2 separate regions of the Homo sapiens genome follow, and region 1 is linked to region 2. Evidence: read pairs that join two places in POLR2A ChIA-PET (ENCODE). Cell type or tissue: PC-9. All regions are shown on one strand. Links, peaks and the distances in the headings refer to the core of each region. The heading gives the core; the rest is flanking DNA.

Region 1 (5,386 bases), core at 326-5,325, 55 kb after region 2:
TGCCATTCTGCTGGGCATTTTCTGCCCAGTCCTTAGAGGTGTGCAGCATGAGGTGTAGTGAGTGACAGTCCTCTGCTTGGCATGTCACAGATTCTCCCACATCCTCTAAATGCTTCTGGCAAGGGCTTGCTGTTTCCCTTCATAAATGTCTGTTCGACACCTTCTACGTTCACAGTGTCATGCTAAGTTCTCCAGGAGGTAAGAGGATGAGTGTGAAACAGCATGCTGGATTGCACTAGGTGTCACCGCACTTAGGTACTGAATAACTGTGTGCTGAAGAAAGTAAAAATAATTTATATGTCATTCTCTCCTAGAGTAAAGCATAGATCCCTCTTTTCACCAAAGGCAGGTGATCACTCCCTCCTGCTCAATGTGTGGTTGGAAATACATGTAGGACAAGAAGAGAAAGGCATGGACAAATAAGGTCTTATGGTATATAATCCACACAATGACTCTATAAGATAAAGCTACTTTATTTTATGAAGTTGAAAACTGAGTATCTATATGAAGAGACTTTCCTGTTTTGCCAAAATTTTCTAATGAACAGAAATGTGTGTCTGGCAGCAGTCTGGATGGTTCAGTGGCTGAAGTGTGTTCAATCTCAAATTTATACTCTCATCCCTTTTCTCATTGTATACGATAAAGCCAGACACTAACTGTACTGTATCTCATTTTATGTATTAATAAAATTGCAGCATGTTGTGAGGTTTAATTAGATAATAAAGCACTTGAAGACCCCTCCTTGATAAGACTGTAAGTGAATCATATTGCTAATTTAGTAATCATCATATACAGTGACAAATTTCCCCTAATATGTTCAGAGACACTTTTAAAACCCCAGACAATCACATCAGCTTTGGGTATGTTAAAAAACAAGAACTGTTGAGGACCTTCATCTTGGGATGGATGAACTATGTCGTGCTCACTCTCCTTTTTAAATTTCTATTTATACCTCCTCTTCATTTAAATGTTTAATTAGTAAGAAACACTTCCATGCATTATAATTAAATGCAAGCACAGATTCTTCACCACAAGAGAGTCATTTTCCATTCAGTTTATACAAAGTTTTGTTTTGTCCCTGAATGAATCAATATGAAAATTAAGCTCGTTGTCTGAAAGCCTTAAAAAGAAGTATCACTGTCATAATACAAGGAAGATTCAAATGAATTAAAAGTCTCAAAGCATATCCTTTTAGAATAATTGCATGCTATATTCTTGCAGCCCTTAAAGGTAGCTTTCCCAGAGAAAAGAAAAGTGAACAAAGGAGGCCTTTCGTTCCAGTTCATCTTCTTTAGGAGCTGGAACCTTTTCACAGTTGAAGCACAATTTTTCACTTTTAATTGGTTAGCTTGTAATGGGAAGATTGTGGGACAAAAAGCAATCCTTGTTCTGATTAGTGATGGAGGGGACCTGTGAGCGTTGGGAGGTTTGGAGGTAATGAACAGAATAAAAGACCTCACGTTGACGTGTTTATTGGGATCTTCTCCAAACATTCTGACCCTTTCGGAGCTGCAGAATTTGGCTAGAAATCCTCTACATAAGAATGTGCTGAATCTAGGAAATTCTCATTTTATCTCTTCAGTCCTCATTCTGGTCTTCGTGTTCCAAAGTTCCTGTGAAATGTATACATGTCTGTGCATGTGTCAATGTCTGCTTGCATCTGTGGTAAAGAGAATGACAATTATCCCTTAAATTCCTTTTATGTTGAAAATCGTGCTTGATGTAACATCTACCGAATTTTTTTTATCTTAGTACTGGCTTGAGAGCCAAGGCTAGAAATACAACGAGATGTAGAAGCTTTTCTCCTGATACCTCTGTTCTTGTGTTAGCACCTCACTGTTTCCACTTTAGCCAGTACCCTAAGTTAAAGATATTCCAGCATTAGTAGGGTAACTATAGTTTATAATAATCTGTTTTGTATGTTTCACAATAGCCAGAATAATTCTAATGGTTCTAGCATAAAGAAAAATGTTTGCAATGATGAATATCTGAAGTACATTGATTTGATCTTTACAAATTATATGAATGTATTAAAATATCACATGTACTCCATAACTACGTACATCTATTATGCATGGATTAAAAAAAAAAAAAAAGAAGATATCCAACATTAAATAGGCTCCTTTCCCCTACCTTAAAATATATAATGGGCATGAGTTGAAACTGCACTGGATATAGGACGGCTCATATTTGCCCAAAATGCTTGTTCATTTTGTTTTGGCATGATTGTGTGCTACCCACTCTTTTTGTTCAAAGAAGAACAGATAATTCCAGGGTTTTCTGTGTACAAACTGCACCATATTTAAACAGAGACAGATGGTGTCTTAATTATTGTGGTGTCCAGAAGCTAATATGTATGAATCTGTCCACCAGCATTTAAATGGGAGTGGTCCTTCTCTAATGACAGGGGGAAAGACAATGGAAATCACCATACCGTTAGAAAAGGGAACCACAAGCCCACCAACTGCATTGATGCCATATCGGTTTATGTTCACGTGAACTAGGAAGTTGAAGTAGAGTCCATGGATATGGGTTATGTTGAAAAGAAATTTATAAATAGATATATAGATAGATACTTTTTTCTCCAATAATTTGTTACACTCTATTGCCCCAAATGCTCACACCATGATCCGATAGAGACAGTCAAATAATTTTCTAAAACGCTCACTTAACATTTTATTGGTGACTTTAACTCTGCCATTTGTGTCTGAAGCATCAACGGGTTTACTTAACAAGAAGATCTGCATAGCCATGAGATACCCAGGAGAGCTGACTCATCTGCTGATGTGGCAGCAATGAATCAAATGCACTTCCGTAAGGAAGGCAGGATAAAAACCCTTTCCTTCACTCCCAGATGGTGACATCTGATTGAAGAATCTTTTGCTGACAACTGTGGCCAGCAAAGTGCTCTTCTCTTGACTACTTCTGAAGTATAGTGCAGCTCAACTACGATTTCCAGGCATCAATGTCCCTAACCCCAGCTCTGATCAGCTGCTCAGCACAATAATAGACATTTGTGAACATGTGTTCTCAGGCCAGAAGACATTCACCTTTGCACTCCCAGGAGAGGTCCTCTGCCCTTCCCTGCCTTGTGTCTAACTCAGCTCACACACTGCCTCTTGGTGAAGTCAGAGAGTTGGCGCTTCTCTAACCCTTGGAGTCTAAGCATAGTTAGACTCCTCTCTCTGGGGTATAATTACTTGTTTGAGAGAGGGACTTTTTAAAGTCATGTTTAAAAATTACTATGATACACATAAGCGTCAACTGGCATAGTCAATTGTGAAATACATGTTTCAGAAAAGGATGAGGAAACAAGAAATAAAAAGTTATTAATAGTAAAATTAGTTTGTGAAAAAAAATATGGAAAACAGAATGTATGCATTCTCTCCAACACATGAGACACTTTTTCATTTCAGACAGAAAAAAATGGCACTGTTAGGGTGGAGAAAGATGGCAGATGGGTTGTATATTAGGTCGCTCTAGCATTGCTATGAAGAAATGCCTGAGGCTGGCGATTTATTTTTATTTATTTATTTTTGAGATGGAGTCTTACTCTGTTGCCCAGGCTGGAGTGCAATGGCACGATCTTGGCTCAATACAACCTCCGCCTCCCAGGTTCAAGTGATTCTCCTGCCTCAGCCTCCCCAGTAGCTGGGATTATAGGTGCGCACAACCATGTCCAGCTAATTTTTGTATTTTTAGTAGAGACAGGGTTTCATCATGTTGGCCAGGTTGGTATGGAACTCCTGACTTTGTGATCCACCTGCTTCATCCTCTCAAAGTACTGGGATTACAGGCATGAGCCACTGCTCCCGGCCTAGGCTGGTAATTTATAAGAAAAGAGATTTAATTGGTTCATGGTTCTATAGGTTGTACAGGAAGCAAAGTGGCATCTGCTTCTGGGGAGGCCTCAGTAAGCTTCCAATCACGCAGGTGAAGCAGGAGTAGGCACATCACATGGCGAAAGCAGGAGCAAGAGACAGTGAGTGTGGGGAGGGAGGTGTCACCCTTGTAAATGACCAGATCTTGCAAAAACTATCGTGAAGACAGCAGTGTGGGGTAGGAGGTGTCACACTTTTAAATGACCAGCTCTCGCAAGAACTCACTATCGTGAAGTTGGCACCAAGCCACGAGGGATCATCTCCCAATATCCAAACCAGGCCCCTACCAGGCCCTACCTCTGGCAGTGGGGATAAGAGTTCAAAATGAAACTTGGGTGGGACAAACATCCAAACTCAATCAGATTGTAACCCCTTATTAAGGTCACATCCCCAGTAGAGTGACACAATCTCAGCATACTATGAGCTCCATGACACGACGCATTCAGAAGGACATACTCATGCTTCTGCGGTTGTCTTTCCAAAAATGTACAACCTCAATCTAATCATGAAAACTCACACAAACTCAAATCGAGAGACTTTCTACAAATATAACTGACTTTCAAGTGTCTAGGTCATAAAAGAAAGGCAGACTAAGGAACCCTAATTGACCAGAGGTGAGCAAGGTATGACAACTAAGTGCAAAGAGGGATTGTAGAGTGAAGAGAGACCCTTTCAGAGGAAGCTGCCAAAGTCTGAGTAAAGCCTGTAGGTTACTTAATAGCAACAGAGCAGTGTTGCTAGCATTAGAAAAACTGAGTGAAAGATATGCAGGGACTCTGTACTGTTTTTACAATTTTTCTGTAGGTCTAGAGTTATTTCAAAAGAAAAAAAATAGAATAATACAAATGCTCCTTGACTTACAATACTGTTATATCCCAGTAAACCCATCCTAAGTTGAAAATATGATCAATCCAAGATGCATTTAATACACCTAACCGACCAAACATCACAGTTTAGTCTAGCCTACCTTAAATGTGCTCAGAACACTTACCTTAGCCTACAGTTCAGCAAAATTATCTAACACAAAGCCTGTTAGAGTGTTGAATATCTCATGTAATGTATTAATTACTATGCTGAAAGTAAAAGATGAAATGGTCATATGGTAATTCAAAGTATGGTTTCTACTGGATGTATATTGCTTTCCCACCACCCTAAGTCAAACCATTGTTAAGTTAGAGACCATTAGTAATTAAGTTTTATTGATCACTGTGTGCTAAACACTATTCTAACTCATATATATGTAATCTCATATAAATGCTTTCATTTACTCTTTGGAAAGTCCGAAAAGGTAGGGAATACTATTACCCTCATTTTAGAAATGCAGAAACTGTGGCATGAAGAGATTAGGTAACTTGCTCCAGTGAAGAGATTAGGCAAGGCCAGAGCCAGGATTGGGACCCAAGGCATCTAGATCTGAAGATCATCTGACTTCCCCCAGGTTTCTTTACTGACTTTTAATATGAATCAAGTTAACTGTAATCCCTTAAGAAGCATGTTCAAGAAAT
Region 2 (5,386 bases), core at 151-5,150:
TATCTAATTGTTATCCAATAACAATTTACAAGCAATTGTGTGCAGTAGGTACAGAGCACAGTCATGTTATCATGGAAGGTTACAGCCAGGGAATTTTTCCATAAATGCCTGATGTATTAAAAGATGTTTACAGAAAGTCAAGGTGAAGCGGCATGCCAAGGGAAGATGAAGCACAGAGGAAGAGGGCTGCGCTGTGTTCAGTGTCCCGGCCTTGCTTAGTTGGTGAAGGAAAAAGTCCTAAGAGGTAGGAGGGAGGTAGGAGACAAGATGGGGGAAATAGATCCCATCAAACTTGGGTGACCTTGTGTATCAAGCAGGAAAGAGGGACTTCATTTTTAGGCAATAGACTCACTGAAGGGTTGAAATAGGGAAGCATTTCAGCTCTGGGTTTCAGACGGATCATGCTGATGGCAATGCACAGGGGAGGCTGGGAGGAAGCACATCTCTGAAGTTAGCAAGACACATCGGGAGCCTTTCTGTCTCCAGATGGAGATGTTCGGGCTCTGAAGTAAAAGATATTTCTGGAGTTCCACTCTTGACATTATAATAAGAAGAGCTACAAATTATTAATCCCTTTCTAGATGCCAACTGCTTTACCCAAATCATCTCATTGCTTCCTCATAATGTCAGATGAGTTGGATACCATCGTGTCTGTATAACAGATGTGAACTTCTGTCTGCAGCTCAGAAGGTAAACAACTTGCCAGCTCCAGGTGGGTCTTAGTCCTGAGCGTGGACTGAAACCTAAGTTTTTGTGTCTCTAAAACTCACCTTCTTTACACACACATGGGCTTGAGAGGATTTTTTCCTGAAAACCTATACAACTGTAAAGTAATCTGAAAATCTGTACCTAAATTTACTTTGGTGAGGATAGCAGCCCATGTCTCTTCCCATAACTTCCATCTTTGTCTCAGGCCAGACCACAAACCATTTATTTCTAAAATAGTATCTGGAGTTGACCCTTTCTACAGCACTTCAAGTTTAGATTTCTCTCCTAGACTGGAGCTTCCAAAGGGCAGAATGTTCTGTATGTCTTAAACTTCAGTTCTTTGCAAGTGCCTGGCACACAGGACACTCAATTATTGGTTCAGTGAATAAAAGGCTTTGTAACCCTGCAAGAGGACATTTGGAATGGCCACATTACAGCTAAAGTCATGGTTTTAACTCCGAAGAGTTAGCAGGTCCTCACCAAAGAACAGACTTTCCCGGGAGGATCACAGGTAGACGCTTCATTTGAGTGACCTGAACTACCAAGTTTTAACTAGTTGGTGAGAAATAAACAAACAAGCACAGCTCTTTACTCACTAATCTTTTGCACATAATATAATAAATAGGATATAAATAAAAGAAGCCTCCATAAAAATTCATTTAAAGACTATAATTGTTTAAATGCTTTTTTCAGCCTTGGCATATAACTAGAGTATAACTCTAGCATGTAGCTTCATGAAATCATCACCATTTTCCCTATCCTTTCCTAGAAAGCAACTTCCTAACCTGTTGTGAAGTCGGATTTAAAGGTTCCATCCCTTCCAGGGCTCACTGCGTCTCAGGACCTTCAGCCATGGGACAATGGGCCACCTTGTCACCGTAGGCCTTCTAGGGTCTCATATCTGCCAAGGTTTTCTCCTCCATATCAGCCACCCTAGGTCCACTCAGCTATTGAGGCCGCTTGCACTAATTAAATGGTAGACCTTGCAGTGTTCCTCTCCTTATCGTTCTAGAATGTTTTTTCTCTTCTCTCTGATCTCTTGGCTTCCACTCTCTACCAGGGACCCAAACAGGCAGGAAGCAATTACAGTAATAAGAAACCAGCCTGTCTTTTATCTCCCAGTCTGGAAAGACCCTCCACTCTTGCTGCATCAAGGCGTTTTCTTCACTTGCTGTTGTTTTTTTTTTCTTTCTTTCTTTTTTCTTTTTGAGACAACTCCTTCCAAGTTTCACTCTCTTTCCTGATCAAATCTTTGTTTTACAAACAATGGCTTATTAACTCCCTTAATCTTCAGATTTTTCCATCCTCAGTGACAGAAGCGCTATCATTTTACACAAAACATACGTTTTTAAAACCAAAGCTGACAAGAATTTAACGCACATATTTTAATGATTTTCTCCCCTAATCATTTGACGTAGCTCTTGTGTAAATAAGATTTCCACCCTCCACCCAATAAAGCAGGTGCATTTAAAACGACTTCAACTGCATTTTCAAATATATTTTCCAACTGACTGATAGAGGGGAATCAGTATCACCCAAATAAAACTCCTAGAGCCCTCAGTAGGAAGACTGTCCTTTCCAGAAGGCTGCCTGCTCACCTTAGTCCTCCCCAAGAAGCTACATTGTAAACTGAGCAGCAAGAGCACAGCAAGAAGTCACAGCTTTTCTCTGTGTCTGTCCCCACAGACAAAATAGATGCAAGAGGGAAAAAGGTGATGTAAATAATGACTGATGATGACAAAGAAAGAAAACCCATTGGAGAAAGAAACCCCAAATCTTGCTGTCCTCCTAAGAACATGATTCATCACGTCTGGGGCACACTCTTGCCAGTTCCCTACACAAAAGCATGATTGTTGAGCCCTTTACCTGCTACCCAGGCCACATTTCAAACACTGTGGGGTCTGGTGAGTAGGGTTTATGCCGAGGGACTGTAAATTCCCTGCAGCTCATGATATCATCCATTTAGGAACACTTCTGACTGCAGTATCTGCACTGAGTCAAGAGAAACTGCATCTGCAGGACCTAGAGAAGCACCCGCGCTCTGTGCCCCGCCGCCTGCTCCCTGCTGCCGCGCTGCTTTCGGAGAATCCCTTCCCTGAATGGCGGCGGACTCCCAGAAATGCCTGGAGAAACCATTTTCCGTCTACCTCACAGAGCAGCAAGAATTAATGTCCTTATTAACCACATGCCAGTGATTACTGCGATACCATGTTAAAAGCATGGCACTGGAAATCAGAAAAGCAGTGTTTTCAGTTCTGTTACTCATTCCTGCTTGCATGTTAAAATCCTTTAGAAAACTCTAAAAAGAAATAGCCCTGGGCCACCTCTAGAGACTAATTCAGTTCATCTAAGGTGAGTCCTGAGCATGGCCATCATTTAAATATGTATACATGAAAGCATTTTGTAAAGTATATATCACTAAATAAGTATTTTATTATTATAATTACTAATTCAAAATACGTATTGAAAGATAATGTGTTGACTTATCAACTCCTGTTTCTTTCTTTAACCTATTGCCATTTTCCTCTCCACTGCAACAAATTAGTAAGGACGTGTGTCTCCTTGCTCTGTGTGTGTGTGTGTGCGTGCAGGCGTGCGCACACACACCCTTACGCATGGCACGAAACAGAAGTTTCCAGGAATTCAGAAGCCTCTCCCATCCAGGCTACTTGGAAAAGGCTCAACTCATAGGGGAGGAGGAAGATAGAACTATGTTGTGGAGGCTTTGAAGTCAGGTGTCCGGATTCAGGAAGAAGGGAGTTGTGCTTAGAGGGGGCAAAGTGGAGAAGCAATTCCTCCCGCGTCTGTCTGTTATTGTCTGGGAGCTGCAGTGCTGGTCTGCTCCTGGTCCGCTGCTGCCCGCCTGTAAGGAAGAGGCCCAGCCTGTGGGCTGGAGGCTGCAAGAATCCAAGTCTGAGAATTACAGTCGTGGGTGCTTGCTCAGCTGGTCAGTGGGGCAACAGAATGCACTGCCTCAAGGTCCGTGCCCACTTAATTGTGATTTTAGGATTCAATATTCTATGAGTTGAGGGGCTCTTGGAGATTTATCTGAATTGGAGAAATGAATGATAGGATTTTTTAAACTACACAACTCTGATATTGCACAATAACAATTCAGAGCTGATACTCATTTAGCAAGTTTACACAGACCTGTTATGTATCAAGTAGCTACTATATTAGTTTCTAGGGATATCCTTCAAACTCAACAGTTAGGGACAATCGTGACAAAAATAGTCATAACATGAATATATTTGTCCTCCCCATCAGCAAGGGTAGGGCTCAAATGAAATAGTATGTTTGAAGGAAAAATGCATAATGTCATCAGAGTGAATAAGTAGCCATGGTTGTGACAGTCAGATGGAGACACAAGAGCTGGGCAGAATCCAATTCAATAACTTAATAGCTGTAAGATGAGTATGAAAAAAAAATCAGAATGAAACTAAACAGCAATTGCCTTCATTGATTCTAAACGAGGGGTAAAATAGCCCAAGTGGAAGTTGCAGGCTCAAATTAGAGCTCTGAATCAGGGGAGCTGAAGACAAATCAAAGTGCAATCCAACCCACTTGTAGTGTTTGGACTTGGGGCCCAGTTTGACCTAGAGACAATCAACGAAATTCAGTCTGTCTTTCATGGTTTTGAGAAAAACTGCCCTGGATTTCCACTCCGGATCTCATACCCCCGCCAAAATTTCTGAATGCACAAACTCAGCTCATTAATGATGCAACCTGAATTACTTGGGATAAAAAAATTGTTTCCGTAAAGGATAAATAGGTGACTATAAATAACCCAGGAGGCTTAAAATTAGGTATATTGATGGCATAAATAGTATGAAGACTTTCGTGTTGAGAATAATAATCTGTAGATATATATATTTTTTGGAGATGGAGTCTTATTCTGTCACCCAGGCTGGAGTGCAGTGGTGCGATGTCAGCTCACTGCAACCTCCACCTCCTGAGTTTAAGCAATTCTTGAGTCTCAGCCTCTCAAGTAGCTGGGACTACAGGCACGAGCCACCACACCTGGCTAATTTTTTGTATTTTTAGTAGAGACAAGGTTTTGCCATGTTGACCAGGCCAGCCTCGAACTCCCGACCTCAAGTGATCTGCCCGCCTTGGCCTCCCAAAGTGCTAGGATTACAGGTGTGAGCCACCTCGCCCGGCCTTATTTGGTATTTTAAATAATGATAATGTTTAAAAGGATTTTGCATCCTAGAGAATCTAAAAGATTCGCCTTGGGATTACACTTTTAAAAGTGTAAATGAGGAATTGGCTTAGATTTGTAATTTTAGGTTGAAAGTTAAAAGAAATTTTACGAAGTTTGTAAATAACATTCAAATATTTAAAACCAGCTAAAATCACCGTATTTTCTGAAATAATTATTGAATTTGTCTATTTTTATTGTAGTATCTTTGATGTCTTTAGCCCATAATGTATAAAAAATATTTGGCATTAAGGGGGAAAAAAAAACAAAACATTTCCAAAATCAGATGGGAATAGCCATATCCCTTCTCTAAGTAATTTTTACTGCTCTTTTCTAAACTCTTCTAAAGTTTTAGGCCCAAAATGGAACTTAAGAAATGCCATTTAGACTAATTATCTAACCATATACGTGAAGAAACAGAGACTCAGAGAAGCTGAGATATTGCTTAAACCACAGCACTATTTAGGGCAAAACCAA

The links. ChIA-PET counts read pairs that join two places held together with the same protein. Peaks named below come from ENCODE experiments on the same cell type or tissue, not always from the same donor. Only the 100,000 strongest peaks of a DNase experiment are listed, where the experiment ranks them.
Region 1: POLR2A ChIA-PET joins it to region 2 with 7 read pairs; 4 of 35 experiments call an interaction of 5 or more read pairs at or near these places.

Annotation. Positions count from the first base shown.
Region 1 is chr13:106,848,857-106,854,242 of GRCh38, reverse strand. No RefSeq gene overlaps it. Among named protein-coding and RNA genes, the nearest start is that of LINC00443, 200 kb to the right of the region's middle. In PC-9, for the core only: no CTCF peak of the experiment used is centred there; a DNase peak (open chromatin) is centred at 2,772.
Region 2 is chr13:106,904,012-106,909,397 of GRCh38, reverse strand. It overlaps LOC124903248 (translation initiation factor IF-2-like), which reads left to right. Exons shown (of 2, transcript XR_007063941.1): 2 at 2,675-5,386. Among named protein-coding and RNA genes, the nearest start is that of LINC00443, 250 kb to the right of the region's middle. In PC-9, for the core only: no CTCF peak of the experiment used is centred there; no DNase peak of the experiment used is centred there.